Regions from separate parts of the Homo sapiens genome. Here region 1 is linked to region 2. The links are chromatin loops, found by intact Hi-C in ENCODE. Cell type or tissue: heart left ventricle. All regions are shown on one strand. Each heading gives the region's core, and the rest is flanking DNA. Links, peaks and the distances in the headings are about the cores only.

Evidence for each region. Hi-C counts contacts between places; a loop is a spot of excess contacts. Peaks named below come from ENCODE experiments on the same cell type or tissue, not always from the same donor. Only the 100,000 strongest peaks of a DNase experiment are listed, where the experiment ranks them.
Region 1: a loop joins it to region 2, with 3 times the contacts of the local background. A loop is called at or near these places in 3 of 110 quality-filtered maps.

The regions. Positions count from the first base shown.
Region 1 is chr6:138,273,258-138,283,852 of GRCh38, forward strand. ARFGEF3 (ARFGEF family member 3) reads left to right here. Exons shown (of 34, transcript NM_020340.5): 13 at 5,194-5,360; 14 at 6,742-6,907. Among named protein-coding and RNA genes, the nearest start is that of PBOV1, 60 kb to the left of the region's middle. In heart left ventricle, for the core only: a CTCF peak has its summit at 5,210; no DNase peak of the experiment used is centred there.
Region 2 is chr6:138,760,796-138,771,390 of GRCh38, forward strand. It overlaps CCDC28A-AS1 (CCDC28A antisense RNA 1), which reads right to left. Exons shown (of 3, transcript NR_161205.1): 2 at 3,462-3,583. Among named protein-coding and RNA genes, the nearest start is that of CCDC28A-AS1, 7.6 kb to the right of the region's middle. RefSeq lists an enhancer at 7,891-7,950. In heart left ventricle, for the core only: a CTCF peak has its summit at 5,322 (motif pointing left); no DNase peak of the experiment used is centred there.

The DNA of each region.
Region 1 (10,595 bases), core at 2,580-7,579, 490 kb before region 2:
AATTAATGTTTATCCAAAAAAGAAGTACCAAATTCTCTTAGACACAGAAGAGATTTTAAGAGGTCTCTTGTGCTACTCTTGTATCTAATCTTTCCCTGGTAAGCAGTCAAGTAGGTGATCCATCCTCCTGTTTCCACAGTAAAGCACATCTTAATTATAGAGAGAGAGAATGAACTTTAGTTACTGAACACTGGGCAATGCAAAGAGTCAGAATATGTTAAAGGTCATAGTTCTTATAGTTTCTTACTCTAAATTGGATAGCACGTCAGTGAGGCCAATCAGAGGGAAGAATGGAAAATAGAGTATCTACTAGAGAGGTACAGGATATGGCAGAATCTTTTCATGACATTCGAAGCAAGTAGAGCGTGGCTAGTGCAAAAACCTGAAGTGTGGGCCCAAAAGACCTTTGCCGATTTTGAGCCGTGTAACTTTGGGCAAATTACTGTCTCTGGGGCACTTTCCTTACTGGTAAACAATAGGGCAGGATTAGAAAATGATATATGAGGAGAGACTGGTTCTAGGCAATAGAAAGCATTTAATAAATTATTCTTATCATGTTTCCATTATTATCAATATCACCAGTAAACTATATCTGACATAGCAAGAAAATGGCTGTTTTCTTTAAGTTGACAAAATAGACCTTATTTTGTTTTATTTACAAATTTGCCAGCTCTTTGTAATTTAAGAAATTAGTCTGCCTGCAGATGTAGGCTGGTACCAACAGATTACCTGCAACAAAGGTAACCTGACAAAGTCTTTCCTATTGGGTGTCTCCACCAGCAGTGCCTGCCAGGGCTTCCTCACTTCTCTGCTGATTTTGATCTCCATGTCAACACTCACATTAGTGGCCTTTTTCACTTTCAGCATCTGAGCAAGTGCTCAGTTTTCCAAAACATCCCAAGGTAATTAGTAGTTGGTTTCAACATTTTGAAAGGAATTATTACTGATGTCTAAAATGAAAGCCATTTACAGATTCATTTTTTTTTCTTGTTGATAGACTCAATTGTACCTTTCATCTATGATCCAGGGTAGTTAAACACCCAATCCTGAATGCTACTTTCTGTTTTACCATGGAAGGAGACTGGTCTTGTGCCCTATGTCTCCTCCAGATAACTGGAATCAGCCCCACTAGCACCTTGAGAGTGCCAGGGGTTCCCATGGACCATCAGGGCTGAGATACACTGCTCATGTTCTAACCAAGGATGTAGTTTTCAGATCTCACTTGCAGTCTGATCTTCCTTTTAAAATGCACCTCAGCCTAGCAAGGCGTGGTGGCTCACACCTGTAATCCCAACATTTGGGAGGCCAAGGCGGGTGGATCCCCTGAGGTCAGGAGTTCGAGACCAGACTCAACATGGAGAAACCCCATCTCTACTAAAAATACAAAATTAGCCAGGCATGGTGGTGCATGCCTGTAATCCCAGCTACTCGGGAGGCTGAGGCAGGAGAATTGCTTGAACCTGGGAGGCAGAGGTTGCGGTGAGCCAAGATCGCGCCACTGCACTCCAGCCTGGGCAACAAAAGCGAAACTCCGTCTCAAAAAAAAAAAAAAAAATGCACCTCAGCCTTGCCAGGCATGGTGGCTCACACCTGTGATCCCAGCACTTTGGGAGGCTGAGGCGGGCAGATCACCTGAGGTCGGGAATTCTAGACCAACCTGACCAACACGGAGAAACCCCGTCTCTACTAAAAATACAAAATTAGCTGGGTGCGGTGGCACATGCCTGTAATCCCAGCTACTCGGGAGGCTGAGGCAGGAGAATTGCTTGAACCCGGGAGGCAGAGGTTGCAGTGAGCTGAGATTGTGCCATTGCACTCCAGCCTGGACAACAAGAGCAAGACTCCATCTCAAAAAAAATAATAAATAAATAAAATAAATTTTAAAAAATAATAATAAAATGCACCTCAGCCCATGATCACAAAGTGCTCTTGGTAGAAAACGTCTTGAGGCAACATCAAAATTTCTGCAGTTTTTTATTTCCCCTGCCTTGTTTCATAAGGCAGAGGTAATGCCCACTCTTTGATTGTCTGAGGTGGTTTTGTGGGAATAATATAAGGTGGTTTTGTGGGAATAATATATATGCTTAGTCCCACCAAAAAAATGTTTATACTGCCCTCAAATATGGCAGAGATCTTGAATTATTTTCCACTTTGAAAGCTTTCTCTGGTCCACATCTTCTTACTTACCTATTTATTAAAATTCATAGGGATGGCCGGGCATGGTGGCTCACACCTGTAATCCCAGCACTTTGGGAGGCTGAGGCAGGTGGGTCACGAGGTCTTCGAGACCAGCCTGGCCAACATGGTGAAACCCTGTCTTTACTAAAAATACAAAAATTAGCTGCATGTGGTGGTGCATGCCTGTGATCCCAGCTACTTGGGAGGCTGAGGCAGGAGAATTGCTTGAACCCGGGAGGCAGAGGTTGCTGTGAGCCAAGATCGCACCACTGCACTCCAGCCTGGGTGACAGAACAAGACTCTGACTCAGGAAAAAAAAAAAAAAAAATTCACAGGGACAACATCACTGGATAAACATTCTAGCTGTAAATTTGTATCTCTCATTTTCATAGGGACAACATCACTGAATAAACATTCTAGCTGTAAATTTGTATCTCTCATTTCTTTGACTGTTAATTCTAGAAAACGCTTACATTTCATATGAGCCATATTTTTTATTAAAGAATAATTTTACACATGATTTGCAGAGTGTATGGACATGTGTAATTTGCATGCACAAATGTAGAGATGAACTGTTTCCCACACATCCCTAGATTTCAGCCTCCAAGTATTTGCAGGAACAAATGGCGCATTCATTGAAAATCTCTCAAGGTGCTCTGAGAGGAGTGGCTCGGTGTGTTTTGTTCCACACTTGGCTGGTATTGCCTGTGGGGCTTTGGAGGGTAAGAGGAGATGACAGTGTAAGGACACAGATGTGCAGTTGTCTGTGGGCTGCAAAGCTGCGAGCTGACCACCAGGCTCCAGATAGTCAGGAACCCTGAAGGCCTGGAAATGCCTGTCTGCAGATGGCCTTAGGACCAGCATACTAATAGATGCAGAGAAGCTGACTTCAGTAATGTTTTCACCCCAAGCTCCCTGTGAAAGTTTGAGCCATGATACCAACAACTCTGACTGAATGAACCCATCTTCAGAGCATGAGATATAGTTGTTTGTTTTTTCAGTTAATTTATATAAAGCTCAAAGGGATCTTCAAAATGAAAACTTTAGTAAGTATAAAATGTCTTTTAAAAGAAAAGATAGTGGGGAGAAAGTCAATAGCTATTATTTAATGGTTTTTTTTTTGAAACTCTTTATTTCCTCATTTATTTTTTTAACAGTTTGATTGTGAGATAACTCACATACCACACAGTTTACCTGCTTAAAGTGCACAATTTAACGTGCTTTTTGTTTTTCGTTTTTTTGTTTTTTGAGGCAGAGTATCTTTCTGTTGCCCAGGCTGGAATGTAGTGGTGTGATCTCAGCTAACTACAGCCTCCGCCTCCCGGGTTCCAGCAATTCTCATTCCTCAGCCTACCAAATGGCTGGGACTACAGGCATGCGCCACCATGCCGGGCTAATTTTTGTATTTTTAGTAGAGATGGGGTTTCACCCTCTTGGGCAGGATGGTCTGGAACTCTTAGACTCAAGTGATCTGCCTGCCTTGGCCTCCAAAAGTGCTGGGATTACAGGTGTGAGCCACTGCACCTGGCCTAACGTGTTTTGATGTATTACATTATTATTTGTTTTCATCATGGTAAAAATAGATGTAACAAAATTTGCTATTTTAATAAATTTTAAGTATACAATTCAGTGGTACTAATTGTATTCACAGTGTTGTGCAAGCATTTCCAGAACTTTTTTAACATTCCAAATAGAAGGTACTCTGCCCCTGGTCCCTGGTCCCTGGTAACCTCCAATCTATTTTCTATTTCTTCTAATTTATTCTAGGTGCTTCATAGAGTGCATCATATATATTTGTTATTTTGTGCCTGACACTTAGCATAATGTTTTCAAGGCGCCTCTATGTTGTGGCATATATCAGAACGCCATTCCTTTTCATGGCTGAGTAATACCCATTTTATATACATACCACAATTTGCTTATCCATTCATCTGTTGATGGGCGCTTCAGTTGTTTCCACCTTTTGGCTGTTGTGAGTAATGCTGCAGTGAACACTGATGTACAAACGTCTGTTCAAATCCCTGCTTTCAGTCCTTCTGGTTATATCGGAGTAGAATTGCTGGGTCATATAGTGATTCTATGTTTAGCTTTTCGAGAAACATTATTCCTTTTGAAAAGTTGTATTAATAACTTTTCTAAACATCTTACATGCATTATTGCATCTAATTCCCATGCAATCATATCCATTAATTCTTACTCATTCGGCAAATGTTTTTAAGGGTCTACTATGTACCAAATGCTGTTCTAGGCATTGGGGATTCTGTAGTGAACAAAATGAATGAAATGTCACCCTCTCATTGATTTTATAGTGGTGATGGCAGATGATAAACAAGTATATGTTAATATAAAACTGGGTAGAATAAATGCCATCGAGGCCATTTTTTAAAAGCCGGGTAAGCGGCATATTGGTGAGGGGCAGGAGTGGATTTGCTATTTAATAATGGAATTAAAAGGGAAGGTCTCTCTGTCACTTGAGCAGAGACTTGGCAGAATTGAGGGAGCGCAGCATCCAGAGATCCTGAGATCATTCTAGGAGTGACAAAAACAAATGCAAAGGCCCTGCGGCAGGTCCAGGCCTGGTGTGGCTGAGGGACAGCAGGCAGTCAGGGTGGCTGCGGGGAATGAGAGGGAGAGAGGAGGGTGAGGTTGGAGTTTTATTACATTGTGATAGGGAGCCACCGGAGGGCTCAAGCTAGGGATAGAATGCAGTCAATTCTTCTTATTATAGGAAAAGAAGGTGAGACTTACAGGGTTTACATGAGTTTATCAAAGTTCTAGCTGCTAAGTAAGAGATCAGGATCCAGGCCCAGGCAGATCCACTCCTGAGCGCATGCTCTTTGCCACCAGGCTGGGGTGTGTATCTGGCCCTAAGGATATTCCTGGCTAGCTGTCAGTGCTATACAGAAATATCCTATTGATGCAGTATCTCTCACGATGGGTTCGCAGCTCTCTGGAAGCCAGCCTTGCCAAGCACACTGTTCACACCCCCAAAAGTCCCTTCATTGTCTCCCTTAGGCATGATGCACTCTCCTGGCTTTGACGGGAATAGCAGCCTCAGCTTCCAGATGCTGATGAACGCAGACAGCCTCTACACAGCTGCACACTGCGCCCTGCTCCTCAACCTGAAGCTCTCCCACGGTGACTACTACAGGAAGCGGCCGACCCTGGCGCCAGGCGTGATGGTGAGTGTGCCGTCCCTCATTGGACTGGCAGAGGGCAGGCTGTAACTTCCTGGTGTACAGCCTAGCCTCAGTGCCCTGAGTGGGATGGCACAGCGTGTTTTGTTCCAGACTGCTCTAGGTTGGTAATGCCAGTGGGACTTTGGGGGATGGAAGGAGATGACATATATATAAGGGCACAGATATACAGTTGCCCAGCACCGTGAGCACAGAGCTGCCCACTGGGCTCCAGTGAAGAGTGTATGGACGTGAGGCTCTGGAAATGGCTGCCCAGGGATAACCCAGTAGTTTCATCTCATGTCATTATTAAACATGTGTATAAAACCTGTTCAAAACCACATCATTGACGTGTTAAGGGAGATCAGAAGATGTGCAAGAAATTTGCTGAAAATGAGTTGTGTTTTTCTTTTTTTTGAGACAGAGCCCCGCTTTGTTGTCCAGGCTAGAGTGCAGTGGTGTGAGCATGGCATGGCTCACTGCAACCTCAAACTCCTGGGCTCAAGCAGTCCTCCCACCTCAACTCCCAAGTAGCTGGGACTACAGGTGTGCACCACCAAGCCTGGCTAATTTTTTAATTATTTTTTGTAAAGACAGGGTCTCGCTATGTTGCCCATGCCAGCCTTGAACTCCTGGGCTCAAGCAATCCTCCCACCTTGCCCTCCCAAAGCGTTGGGATTACAGGCATGAGCCACCAGGCCTGGCTGAAGGTGTGCACTTATAAAAACTCTTCACCGTATTCCAACATGTTCCCAGACCTACTGTTGACCCAGAACTAAGCTCACTGGCTGTTGCTCATAAGCACTTCCTGTAAGGGATACAATGAGAGTGTTGGTTGTCCTGTGGTTAGCTCCTGTGATGGAGCAAGCCACTCCATGGTGTGCCCTATTATCAGTTCCTGAGCCTAAATCCATGGATCTACATGAAGGAAATCAATAATCATTTGCTTGCTTGATAAATTGTAAATTCCCAAAGATAAGTGATTGCTTCATGAGCATAAGTGAAGTGTCTCTGGAGATGTGCACATTCCTGCAGGAGCACGTTCCACCTCTGCTTCTGTTGGGGCTCCTAGAAAAGGAAGCTCGTACGCTATTAAAGACATCTGTGCAATTGCAAACCTTTCCACACATCCAAGAGTAAGAATGTAAAGTGCAGTCTCTCTAATCCTTCTGCAAGGTATCTGTCAAAAGGTGTCATCAGTGAAGGAAACCTCAGCACATTTGGGAATCCTCCATCTCTACTTCTCCCCACTTGCCGCCCCCTTACCCAATACACAAGCCTTGGTTTAGTTCAGGGCTCTGTGACGTGAAGAGGCAGCAGAGGCACTTAGGAGCCTGTTAGTGAGCAGGGTGTTATGTGGTCACCTTCTCATGCGATCTCTCTGTAGAAGGACTTCATGAAGCAGGTGCAGACCAGCGGCGTGCTGATGGTCTTCTCTCAGGCCTGGATTGAGGAGCTCTACCATCAGGTGCTCGACAGGAACATGCTTGGAGAGGCTGGCTATTGGGGCAGCCCAGAAGATAACAGCCTTCCCCTCATCACAATGCTGACCGGTCAGTGGTTCGTTGCAAGGCCTTGGGGCACGTGGTAGGGTGGGACGGCTCACGCTTTAAAGCCTCTTTCAGAGAAGTGTTGGTGCTTGGAGCAGACTTTGAAACAGCACCCACAAAGCTTCCCTGGCAATGGTGACAGTTCCAGGGAAGTGTCATGAGTTCACTTCACAGGAGTTTTCTGTCCCTTTTCCATGTGGGAGTCTGTAGGGTTCACTGTGCCCCATTAGATGAGGACTAACTTAGCACCTTTGTCTGTTGGTGTAAAACCGTAGGCCATATCTATAGGATGTGTAGGCCTAGGATTATTCCTGGAAGTTCTCACATGCTAATAGTTGCCCATATCATTCAGTGTTCTTGGGGTTTACCAATAAATGTAAAATGACTGATTTTAAAGTTGGCTTCCTGGCCAAGTGCCGTGGCTCATGCCTATAATCCTAGCACTTTGGGAGGCTGAGGTGGGTGGATCACCTGAGGTCAGGAGTTCGAGACCAGCCTGGCCAACATGGCAAAACTCCGTCTCTACTAAAAATACAAAAATTAGCTGGGCATGGTGGCAGGTGCCTGTAATCCCAGCTACTTGGGAGGCTAAGGCAGAAGAATCATTTGAACCCGGGAGGCAGAGGTTGCAGTGAACCGAGATTACACCACTGTACTCCAGCCTGGGCAACAGGAGCAAGACCCTGTCTCAAAACAAAAAGTTGGTTTCCTTCCGTTTATCCATATCAGAGGCCCTCCCTTCCCTTCCCAGCTGTACCAGAATTAATAATAATGCCAAATACTTACCAGCATCCTTGTCTTCAGTGTCCAGAGCTTTTATCTTTTTTAAGAAAATATTTATTCAGGAATAGACATTGCAATGGGAATATGCCCGCCATAGTAAACTATGTGCGTATACAGGGAGGTAAAGGATGACAAAGGTGTTTAAAGGAAAAATGAGGAGGATTTCATCATTGTTTTGAGACAATGATCCTTGAGTAAAGGATCAGTAACAAGGGCGGTGCCAGTTTAAGTTAGACAGGCAAGCAGGGGCTGGGCAGATGTCCTCACAGGAGTACTATTTTGTGTAAGGTTGCAATGGCTTGTGAGTTGCAATGGCTTGTGAACAAGTTGGTGCCTTTTGCAGAGTCTCATGTGATAGTTCTCTCTCTATATATAATTTCAACTATTACTTTAGACTAAAGGGGTACATGTGCAGGTTTGTTACCTGGGCATATTGCATGATGCTGAGGTTTGGGGTCAACTGATCCCATCACCCGGGTACTGAGTATAGTAGCCAACAGTTTTCAACCCTTTACCTTCCCTCCCTCTCCTGCCTTGCAGTCCCCAGTATCTGTTGTTACCGTCTGGACGTCCATGAGTACCCAGTGTTTAGCTCCCGCTTACAAGTGAGAACATATGGCATTTGGTTTTCTGTTCCTGCATTAACTCGTTTGGGATAATAGCCTTCAGCTATGTCCATGTTGCAACAAAGGACATGATTTTGTTCTTTTTTATGGTTGTGTAGTGTTCCGTGGTGTATATGGACCACAAGAACTTTTAAAATCCTATTTAACTATTAGAAATTTCACATGAGAGTGTAGAGAGCAGTATGCCATATTGTTGTGGTGCAGTATTTTTTGGCAAAAGCCACTTTTCATGGCTTATTGTGGCTCGGCCATAATGCCAAAGATTGGGGAGTCTGCAAAAGTTTAGTCTGGTCATCGCTTGCCTTAGTAAGTTAGAGCTCCAGCCTTGCCCTGGATTGGCTCTGAGTCCCCAGACTGGGTTTTTTGTTTGGTTGGTTGGTTGGTTTTTTTGTTTGGTTGTTTTCTTAAGAGTCTAGCTCTGTCCCCCAGGCTGGAGTACAGTGGCGTGATCTCAGCTCACTGCAACCTCCACCTCCCAGGTTCGAGCGATTCTTCTGCCTCAGCCTCCAGAGCAGCTGGAATTACAGGTGCCCACCACCATGCCCGGCTAATTTTTGTATTTTGAGTATAGATGGGGTTTCACCATGTTGGCCAGGCTGGCCTTGAACTCCTGACCTCAGGTGATCTGCCTGCCTCAGCCTCCCAAAGTGCTGAGATTACAGGCGTGAGCCGCCGCACCCACCCTCCCCAGACTGGTTTCTGATTGCAGTTATCCTCTCCTGGCTCCAGCAGAAGGAGGTGCAGAGCAAGGCCCTGCCCTCTCTGGAGTGTCTGTATCCTCACACAGCTCGGCATTGCTCTGTGCCCAGCAGGAACAGCACAGGGCTGGGCAAGACAGTCCAACTGGGGCACAGAATCTGTTGTCCAAAGGGCATGTTATGTTGCCTATGGTTGGCACTGGGGGCTCTTACAAGGTGTCAGAATAAACTGGCAGGTGGAACCCAGCCATGTAGAATTCGGGGCGAGGCACTATTTAGGAATCAGGCAGAAGGTCAGAACATACAGTGAGGTCTGTCCATGGGTGGCAGAGTCCTCATCATTGATTGGCATTTGGAGTCTTGCTTCAAGAACTAGGATGGAACTGGGGAAAGTAAGATTGGGTCTCAAACTTGGGGATCAGGATCACTGGAGAGGTGATCAATTTGTATTTTGTTAATCATTATAACATTTACATCCATTTGAAAAATAAGCATTCAGGCCGAGCACAGTGGCTCACGCCAATAATCCTAGGACTTTGGGAGGCCGAGGCGGGTGGATCACTTGAGGTCAGGAGTTCAAGACCAGCCTGGCCAACATGGTGAAACCCCATCTCTACAAAAAAAATACAAAAATTAGCTGAGCATGTTGACCAGCACTTGTAGTCCCAGCTACTTGGGAGGCTAAGGTGGAAGAACCCCTTGAACCTGGGAGACAGAGGTTGCAGTGAGCTGAGATCGCGTCACTGCACTTCAGCCTGAGCAACAGAGCGAGACTCTGTCTTTTTAAAAAAAAAAAAGAAAAGAAAAGTAATCATTCAAATGTATGAGAGCCATTTATTTAGTTTACCTAAAGCAATGCTTGATTTCCGTTTGTTTTCACAAACTCCTTTCAGTAGGGATGGCAGGTACTGCCCAGAGCTTATAAGTCTGAGAATTTGGTTGAGGACCCTAAACATTCCAGCTTTCATTTGAGAAGACCATAGTTTCTGCCAAAAGTAATCTCTGTGACTCTCTTGCCCGGACCTTAATAAAAGGAGTCATTCAGTACATGTAAAATGAATAAGTAACAGACTATTCGCAGTTCCCATATTCATCAGTCATCACTGTTAATTAGCCATCGCTGTTATTAATGGAACAGTAAGCTCAATTGCTATGTCCATAGGAAAGTTATTTAACTTTAATGATAGAAAAGGGCTTTTCATAAGAATTCAACAAAATAAGGATCTATGATTCTTTGTGATTCTAAATTCCAGGTATGAAGTGACAAGTGAATCAGAGCAGCAGTTAACCTAGAGTTTGGAGACTTCTATTTGATCTTTTCATTATGTATGAGGAGAAGCAGTGCCAGCAATCTGATGATCAGCGCTGTACTAACTGTGGCCATTCCTGATGTCATGTCAGAGTATTGTATAGAACTGTGGAATTTTAGCACAGAAATAAGCTTTGCATTACTTGAATTCATCAGACCTTTACCTAGCACATAGAAAACATTCATTATACTTTGATAAATGAAAATTTCTGGCAAATATCATTAGGCCATTTGACCAGACGTCAAATTAATTTCAGAGAAACCAGTCTGTTTCC
Region 2 (10,595 bases), core at 3,110-8,109:
TTTCTTTCCCTATAGTTTCGGCCTTTTCTAGGATATCATATAAATGAAATCATACAGGATGTACCCTATTGATTAAAATTGGGGTTTTCCCCTTTAGAATGTGAAATTTTGGATAATAATTTCCTTACTCTTGTTATATTGGTTATTTACATTTTCTAACTCTATAATAAACTTTACTTTTGCAATTTAGAAAAATAAAAGTAAAAAAATTATGATGGGTATTGTAATAAGAGAGGCAATAAAACTAACAGATTACATATGAGGACAATTTTTGTTTTTGATATTTAAGTTGCAGAATTACTTTACTAAGGAGTTAAATTTTATTTTTATTTTTATTTTTTTGAGATGGAATTTTGCTCTTGTTGCCCAGGCTGGAGTGCAATGGCACAATCTCAGCTCACCGCAACCTCTGCCTCCTGGGTTCAAATGATTCTCCTGCCTCAGTCTCCTGAGTAGCTGGGATTACAGGCATGCGCCACCACGCCCTCCTAATTTTGTATTTTTAGTAGAGACGGGGTTTTTCCATGTTGGTCAGCCTGGTCTCAAACTCCTGACCTCAGGTGATCTGCCCACCTTGGCCTCCCAAAGTGCTGGAATTACAGGCGTGAGCCACTGCGCCCGGCCTTTTTTTTAGACAGAGTCTCGCCCTGTCACCCAGGCTGGAGTGCAGTGGTACAATCTCAGCTCACTGCAACCTCCACCTCCCAGGCTCAAGTGATTCTCCTGCCTCAGCCTCCTGAGTAGCAGGGACTATAGGCATGTACCGCCACGCCTGGCTAATTTTTGTATTTTCAGTAGAGACAGGGTTTTGCCATGTTGGCCAGGCTGGTCTCAAACTCTTGACCTCATGTGGTCTGCCTGCCTCAGCCTACCAAAGTGCTGGGATTACAGGCATGCACCACCATGCTCAGCCCAAGGAATTAATTTTGAGAGACAACAGAAGTTAAGAGGTGAGCTCTAGGATTAGCCAGAGCTAGGTAAAAATCCTAGCTGTACTACTGGCTGGTTGTGTGACTTACAAAAGGCTAGTTAGTATATTTTACCTTCAATAATCCTCACTTTCAAATTGGGTTAAATACAGTACTTGTCTTCTAAGGTTTTGAAAAGGCTTAGATGGTAGCCGGGCATTGTGGCAGCACCTGCAATCCCAGCTACTCAGGAGGCTGAGGCAGAAGAATCGCTTGAACCCGGGATGTGGAGGTTGCGGTGAGCTGAGATCGCGCCACTGCACTCCAGCCTGGGCAACAAAGGGAAACTCCGTATCAAAAAAAAAAAAAAAGAAGAAAAACCAAAAAGGCATAGATGAGACTGTGCATGTAAATCACGGGTATTTATTAACTTTAAACTGCTGAAATTATTTGTATTGTTTATTTGGCTATTCTTGCACTCTTGATATTTTTGTTATCTCTGTTGAGCTCTGGAGGTGTTTAGATATGGAAGAGCATTCTACGTCAGGGAACAGAATGTGCAAAAACAGAGTCATGGAAGTGCCTCCAAAGACAGAGAATAGCAAGTGGCGGCAGAGTAAGGGGGTGTGGAGATCACAGAGCCCAGGCATAAAGGACCTGGTGAGCCAGTTTAGCTTCATCCTTAGGCCTGAAGACAGGAACGGTTTTGTTTGCCCAAAAAGGTGTATGTGTCTATATATACATATGAACACACACACACACACACACACACACACACACATCTCATGTCTCTCATTGAACCTTTATGCCAGGTTAGTCCCCCCTTCCTCCCCTCCCCATGCTACCAAAGCATTTTATTCCTGTCTCCATGACTGCACTTTACCACATGGTGCATTGTGATTGCTTGTTTACAAACCTGACTCTCCCAATAGACTGTGAACTCCTACAGACTGTCTCCCACCTCACAGCTAACCTCTGAGGAAGGTCTCATTATGACTCCAACTTCACAGGAAAGAAACGGGGTTCTGAGAGTTCAAATTATTTGCCCAAAATTACACAGCTAGAACTAGGATTTGAACCCAGGCAGCCCATCTCTGAACCCAGTTTCCTGGCTAACACTAACATTCTATAGCATACATAGTAGATGGTAAATAAATATCTAGATCCTTCCCTTGTTCAACAGTTACTGGTGGTTAAGGGAGAGAGGCCCCTATCGTGGCCACAGATGAGTATGGATCACAGGAAGGGTCACCCTTGCCCCTCCTGACCCCCCAGTCATGCTTTCTATTCAATGCTCTCACATACAGCACCTCACCTAATGCTTACAACAAAACCATGAAGTGGGTAAAATCATCCGTTTTCGCAGCTTAGGAAAGAGGGGCTCAAAGACTTTAACTCACAAAAGGAGAACTAGTTAGGTAGCAGAGTTGGAACTCTGTTCCCCCAACAATAAGTCCAGGACTCTTTCCCCTTCACTCTCATGACCTCATATCTAATGCTCTGGGAGAGGAAAGAGGGTAGAAGGGGTGTCCAAAGACAACTACTTTGAGGTCGAAATTGGACTCTTTCTTAAGGACATAAGACCATCATCTGGAGTAGGGGCCCCTGGTAAGTCCACTATTGCCATGGCTGTGGTACATGAACCACAGTGGGTTGTCATACATCTGAACAAGTTAGAACAAACCATAATACAGGGCAATATCCCTTCCATTTTCCCCTCCCTTTTCATGTAAATAATTATGTAAAGTCAAATTCTTCCCTGTTTTTTCTTTCCAGGTCTCAGCTCAGTTATTTCCACCCCAGCAATCTCTTTCTCACACCCCACAAGCATGTACTTGTTAATCCTCTTCCACCTTTTATTAACCATTATCCAGTTACTCAAGTAAATCTTTCTCTTTCTGACAGCGTTTGTTCCATTTATAAACTCCAAAACAACTCCATTACAGTTGACAAGCACAAAAGTACTATTCATCATATACCTAAATTAAGGGAAAGACCAGCCATTTACCTTGAACCGTTCTAGACTCAGAGACCACCATGTACCATCCTAGATGGTCATCAGATGTCCCCTTCACAATCTTCTCAGATGGTTCAGGTCCTTCTTTATCCTAAGCTAATGAAACTGTAGTGTACAGTGGTTAATGTGCTTGTGGTTGGTCCAAATCCCATTTCCACTATTCAGTAGCTGTATAATTTGGAGCAGCTGTTTAACCTTTGCCCCAATTTCCTTATCTGTAAAGAGGGATCATAAAGGAATCTGCCTCTTAGGGTTACACGAACTAAAAGGGTTAATTCATATAAGCACTTAAGAATGGTCAGGAACAAGGCAAGAGCAAAATAAACATAGGTTATATTTTTTCAAACATGAGCATTCAATATTTAAAGAGCTTTTCAATGGGCGGACATGGTGGCTCACACCTGCAATCCCAGCACTTTCGGAGGCTGAGGCAGGTGGATCACTTGAGGTCAGGAGTTCGAGACCAGCCTGGCCAGCATGGTGAAACCCTGTCTCTACTAAAAATACAAAAATTAGTCAGGCATGGTGGTGCGCACCTGTAGTCCCAGCTACTTGGGAGGCTGTGGCATGAGAATTGCTTGAATCCAGGAAGCGGAGGTTGCAATGAGCCCAGATGACACCACTGCACTCTAGCTTGGGCGACACAGCAAGACTCTGTCTGAAAGAAAAAAAAAAGCTTTTTAAATTTTTACTCTTAAAAAATACAACCTTTTTTTTTTAAAAAAAAAACATACTTTTAACTGCAAATACAGTGTTTCACTCATATAATCAATTAATTATATACCTTTACTAGGTAACCAAAAGACCTGACTGCCACTCATAATATTGTTTCTATGGAAAATTTATTTGAGTTCAGGAATTTATTTACAAATGAAATTTTGAAGCACAGTTTACCTGGAAGACAGAATGTTTATATTAAATATCCAAATGTGTATAAATCTATATCTCATTTGATTTACCAGAAAGTCCTTTACATTTTGAAAGAGAATTTACTTCCTAAGCAATTCATCTGTTTCTGTTATCATAGCTGCTATGGATCAGGTACTCCTGGAAAATATAAATTAGAGGGTGAAGGGGCCTGGGATCTTTTCCATTGTTCACAGGGTCTGGCTTTTGCAACCAGACTCACAGGTGCTGTAAAACACTGCATGTATATAAAATAATTAGGCTTTACCATCTGCACTTGCTAGAGAGCTCAGTTTCCCGAAGATAAGTTACTCAGCTGAGGGGCTTGACTCCAAACTGGTAGAGCACAAAAAGCAATCAAGTTAGACTTACAAGAAAGCTGCCCCTGCCTGCTAATTCCTTTTTATCTCTCCAAATAAGGAAACACCATTTTTTGCCTTGCAGACTTGAAGTTCTGTTTTGTTTTATTTATTTGTTTATTTATTTAGAGATAGAGTCTCACTCTTATCACCTAGGCTGGAGTGCAATGGCACCATCATGGTGCACTACCACTTCGAACGCCTGGGCTCAAGCAATCCTCCTGCCTCAGCCTCCCAAATCGCTGTTAACTACAGGTGCACACCACTGTGTCAGGCTAAATTTTTTATTTTTGGTAGAAGTGGGGCCTCCCTTAACGTTCTGTTATTTTGGAATTAACAGTAACAACAGAATATTTGTTGGTAAGGTTGCCAGATTTAGCTAAGGAAATTACAGATCTCTCAGTTAAATCTGAATTTCAGAAAAACAAGGAAGACTTTTTTAGTGTATGCACTACATATTGCATGAGACATATGAATAAAGTATTCCTTGTTTATCTGAAACTTAGATTTGACTGGCCATTCTACTTAATCTGGTTACCCTGTTTGTTGAAAGTTAATTACTTCTTTATGAAAAAAAATAGGGTCTCACTGTGTTGCCCAGGTTGGTCTTGAACTCCTGGGCTCAAGCGATGCTTCCATCTCAGCCTCCCAAAATGCTAGGATTACAGGAATGAGCCACCGTGCTTGGCCTGGAAGTGAATTACTTCTAAACATATTACTGCTCTCTGTCTCTTTCTGTCCCTGTGTCTCTCTCTCTCCTCTCTCTCACTCTTTCTCACTCTCTCTCTCACAAACACACACACACACAGATTTTCATACTTTGAAGAAATCCATACATTTTGTAAACAAAGCACACCAATTTGTATTTACCTTCAAGGTTTAGGAAACTGGTTGAATTCAGGAACTACCAATAATTCTCATTTATATTGAAATTGGGGAATAAATCTATAATCTCATGTAATCATATTCTATCACTTACTTAGTTCTGTACAATTATAGAAATGAGCTACAGAATTGAATTTTTATTTTAAATACATTTCTGTTCTCCTTTCTCAAAAAGTAAATGGAATCTGTGGTCTCAAAACAATTTAATATGATAAAATACTGCCACCTGGAGATCAGAGGCAGGTATGACTAAGATGAACCTGATTTCCAATTCTGGAATAAGAAATGTGAGTTATGTTGACACTTGATTTAATAATGCCATTCTGCCACTTGGTATCATATGAATCTAATTTTTCCTCATTTATTCATTCATTTAATGAACATTTGTTAAGTTTCTGTTACATGCCAGACACTATACTAAGCTTTGAGAATATAAAGATGTATACGACCTACTTCCTTCGAGCGGTTTGTCATTTTCCCATTCAACTTGGACTTAGTCTAAGCTCCTGCTTCATCTGACACAGTTCAGTTTTTGGACTTCCTTATTGTTACACACATTTCATCTTCAATCTCCATGAAATCTCCCAAAGATGTGGAACACAACCCCTTTTCTTTGATTATCATAATGATTCATTCATGACAAGCTGTGAGCTTATAGAGGACTTATGTTGCTGTCTGGGAGCATGGGGGATGTGTGTGCCTGTGTGTGTGTCAGTGTGTGCATTTACAGTAACATTAACAGTTGCAAATTGAATAACAGACTTTCTCTTTTTAAAGTCTTCCTCCTTCCTACCACTTTGACAGGCCTTTCTCCCTCTGCCTCTGACCTCTTTTTTTTTTTGGCTATCTCTTAGCAATAATCCCAACCCCCAAACTCACCCCAGTGAACAATTCTTCCAACTTTATTATACAGAATAATTCAATGTTCTCAATCTCATATCCTTAAACTCAGCCTCCTGCCCACCTGTGCACATCCAACTCTCAGACAACACAATGGGTCTTCTACCTAGAGTCTCATCCCTTCTCTTGCCCCTATATTTAATATTTCCCCACTGACAGGAATTATGCCAATTTCTTAAAATTCAGAGTGGTAGCAGTTTGGGTTTTAAACAAATACTTTAAAATAGAGATATAAACGAAGTGTTATGGAAGCTTTTTCTTTGCTTCCCTTCCTCCTTCCCTCTCTTTCTTCTCCTTCTTTCCTTTCTTCTTTCTCGCCTCCCTTCCTTCCTCTTCCTCTGCTATATTGTAAGCTATCTCTACACATATTTCTTAGCAGCCTTGTGGTTCTCCATGATAATACTGCTGAATTTGGACTAAAATTCAAGAAAAAGAGAGAAAACTGAAGGAAGGGTTGTAATGCACTACTGCCAGTCTGCTTACCCATGATATCCTTTGCTGTCTGGTTAAGTCTGTAACACAAACCTTCTTCTAAAGCTGGAGTGTTCATGTGGCAAGAACCAAGAACCTGGATACAGGATACTGGGAGAACGAATCATCTTCCTATCTTGCTGATAACCATCCCCTAATCCTGTTTACTCTTGGCCTTAAAAAGGAAGTCTGAACTTGAAGTTGGATTAAAAGTAAATTTTGTAGAATCATAACCTGAAACCATCCCAAATATTACGTTTTTTTTTGTTTTGTTTTGTTTTTTAAAGAACCAATCAGTCAATGATTCCCCTAAGCTTTAGGATGGTTTCCTTCTTCAAACCACTTGGCAGAAAGGCCGGTGTAGCCAGAATTGCTCTGCTAAGAAAAAAAGAGCACTTGCCTGGGCAGTAGTGATGCCATCTGATTAGCATTATGACTGGGCCTACTTTGGTTTAAAGAGGGGTTGCTGGAATCACTTTACTTTCGGAAATAAAATCAGGAAGTTTCATTCATTCCTACCTCATTTATTGAGCACCTACTTTATGTTATGTTCTTTGCAATGTGCTTAGGATACAAAAATCAAATAAAACATATTTGCCCTCAAGGAAGTTATAGCCTAGTGATGAAGGCAGTTTATAAAAAACCATATATGTAGGAATGTTGTAAATGTCTATCCATATAACTTATTATTTTTTTTTTTTTTTTGAGATGGAGTCTTGCACTGTCACCAGGCTGGAGTGCAGTGGCACAATCTCGGCTCACTGCAACCTCCGCCTCCCATGTTCAAGCGATTCTCCTGCCTCAGCCTCCCGAGTAGCTGGGACTACAGGCATGTGCCACCACACCCAGCTAATTTTTGTATTTTTAGTAGAGACACGGTTTCACCATGTTGGCCAGGATGGTCTCCATCTCTTGACCTTGTGATCCGCCTGCCTCAGCCTCCCAAAGTGCTGGGATTACAGGCATGAGCCACCGCACCTGGCCCATATAACTTTTAAAGTCTGATTTTGCCCCTTGTTTTTCCAAAGCCATTAACAACAACAACAACAACAAAATACTTAAATTGGTAAGGGCCTCTGTGTTCATTTTTGGGCCTCTCACTAATACTTAAGATGTACAGCCTAGAGGCTGGGCACAGTGGCTCATGCCTGTAATCCCAGCACTTTGGGAGGCTGAGGCGGGGGGATCACGAGGTCAGGAGATGGAGACCTTCCTGGCCAACATGGTAAAATCCCGTCTTTACTAAAAATACAAAAATTAGCTGGGTGTGGTGGCACCTGCCTGTAATCCCAGATATTCAGAAGGCTGAGGCACGAGAATCGCTTGAACTTGGGAGGCGGAGGTTGCAGTGAGCCAAGATTCTGCCACTGCACTCCAGCCTGGTGACAGAGTGAGACTCTGTCTCAAAAAAAAAAAAGTGTACAGCCTGGAGTAGACAAGAGATGGGGTTTCCCCCAACTCCCGGTCTGGTGCACTTTCCATGACACCATACCATGCTCCTCCATAAATGGTGGCTCCCAGCTCTTCACCACGTGGTTCTTCCTTTCACTATTAACAGTTCCCAAAAGGCTTGCTCATCTACAATAGCACAGCTCTGAAGGCCTTCAGTGCTGGATAGTTCAGATCCAGTCTCTTGGCACCCTTTTTAGAGGGTGTCTCAAGGAATCTTACCAAGTTTTATAATAGTAGTCATAGTACAGTATGGCTTTTGAAATAACTTATTTTTTCAGGTCTGAGCTGTAAAGCAAGCCTATATAACACCTCACTATGGCCCATTTCTCTTAACTGGCCTTCCTGTTTCCATTCTTCTATAGAATAATCTTTTAAAAATGTAACTTAGACCATGTCATGCCTTAAAACTCTCCAATGCCTATTGCTGTGCTTAGGGGAAAAAATACAGATTTCTTATATTGGTTTAAAAAACCCTTCCTGACCTGACCCTCTGGCAACCTTGGGGACTTCATCTCATACTACTTCTTGTCCCCCTGCACTCCAGACCACTACGCTGGCATTCTTTCAGTTCCGTGAACATGCCGAGCTCATTTCTGCTTTATGACTTCTTATCTTTTTTCTTAGCTGTTTCCTGAGCCAGACACGCAAAGAAGCATTAAGCAGTTACTATCTTGGCCAAGGCATTCCGGCATCAGGGGAAATGGAAGTGGAAGCACACTTAGAAAATGATGGATAGGCTTCTGGGTAAAAACAAACAAAAACAAGAAACAAACAAAAAACATCTCTTCCCTATAAGAACCACAAAGGACAATACAGGAATGACTGTGCTTCAGGCACTGAGAGTATCCATTTGCTTTGAGATACCTGCCTTCCCCTTTAGAGCAACAGTCCCCAATCTTTTTGGCACCAGGGACCAGTTTAGTGGAAAACAATCTTTCCATGGATGGGGCGGGGTGGGGGTTGGGGATGAAACTGAAACTGTTCCACCTGAGATCATCAGGCTTTCGTTAGATTCTCATAAGGACCACCGCCCACCTAGATCCCTTGCATGCGCAGTTCACATTAGGGCTCAGGCTCCTATGAGAATCTCATGCCACTGCTGATCTGACAGTAGGTGGGAGCTCAGGTGGTAATGCTCCCTCACTGGCTGCTCACCTCCTGCTGTGTGGCCCAGTTCCTAACAGGCCACGGACTAGTTCCAGTCTACAGCTGGAGGCTGGGGACTCCTGCTTTCATAGCGCCCTAACTTTCTGAAGGGAAAGGACAATGCATGTTTGTAGCTCAACTAATGAGGCTGTACAAGAGAGGCTTCCAAACCCATTCATCACCTGAGGACCTTACAGAAAGAGAGGTTCCTGACTCAAGTAAAATGTGAAAAAAGTTATGACACTTCTGATTCGAATGGAAACTTGAATACTTACTGAATATTTAATAACATTAATCATTCATTGCTGCTTAGGAATCATAAAGGCATTGTGGTGAAGTCTTTAAAAGTTTTAATCTTTTAGCAATCTATATTAAAATATTAGGGATTAAATTATATCTGAGATTTACTTCAACATAATACTAGAGACTGAAAAATGTCAGAAGAGGGGCTTTTTTTTTTTACAGGTTTCATCTGAATACATATTTATCAGATCAATATTACAGGTTATCACATTATCTACTACATACAGCTTTGCAAGACAGAAATCACAGTTTTCTGGCCAAGGTATGAAATGATTGCATTGTATATACAATGTACAAGGACAATGACAGTTTCTGGGTGATTTACTTCTAGCTGCACTTGTGGGTGTGTTTACGCGTGTCCATGTGAATCACCTGAGATTATGATATCAAAAATTTATAAGTATAAATTCGGTTATAATTTTCTTCTCAAATGCCTGTTTCTTTTCTTATCCTCATAGCACCCTAAAAAATAACATAACAAAAATTCCATTCCATAAAGGATCAGGGTCAACGTCACTGGTAACAGCTATAATCGACATCATTGGCCAGGGGTTAATGGCTGGATGAGGGATTCATTATAGTCTTCTGTCTTCCTCAGTATATGTTTGAAATTTTCCATAAGACAAATTTTTTTTAAATAGAGATTTCTGGGCCCCCAGCAGATTTTTCTCTCAATGGCTCTCCACTGCCACTACTAGGAAATTCGCCAGCAGTATTCCTCCTTACCTACCTATGCTATACAATGTATGAGTACTGGGAGGCAGGGGAAGGGTCTTGTTAATCAAAGCTCCCATCCTCTAAATATAATCCTCAGGAAGAAAGTATATGATTGGAGTAATTTATACAAGGTCTGCATTTAACAGTTAATCCAAAGAATGGATGCTTACAGTTTAAAGGAATTAAAGGAAAATCTAGAAAATCTGAAAGATCATTTCTCTCAGGGAGGAACTCTAGATTTTAGATTAAAGAAATCACACTTGAAACTGTACCTCTACAACAACTCTATCTTGCGTCACTCTGTCCCTAGCCCAGTACAATTCACCTCACTAACCCTCTGCTTCCTCAAACATGTTAAAGTTCATTTTGCCTAATGGCCTGCATTTTAGCCGTATGTTCTATTCAAGAATGCTTCTTTTCTTCTCCTTCTCCTTCTTATTTTTTTTTTATTTTTTTGAGACAGGGTCTCATTTTGTAACCCAGGCTGGAGCACAGTGACATGATCATGGCTAACTGCAGCCTTGACCTCCT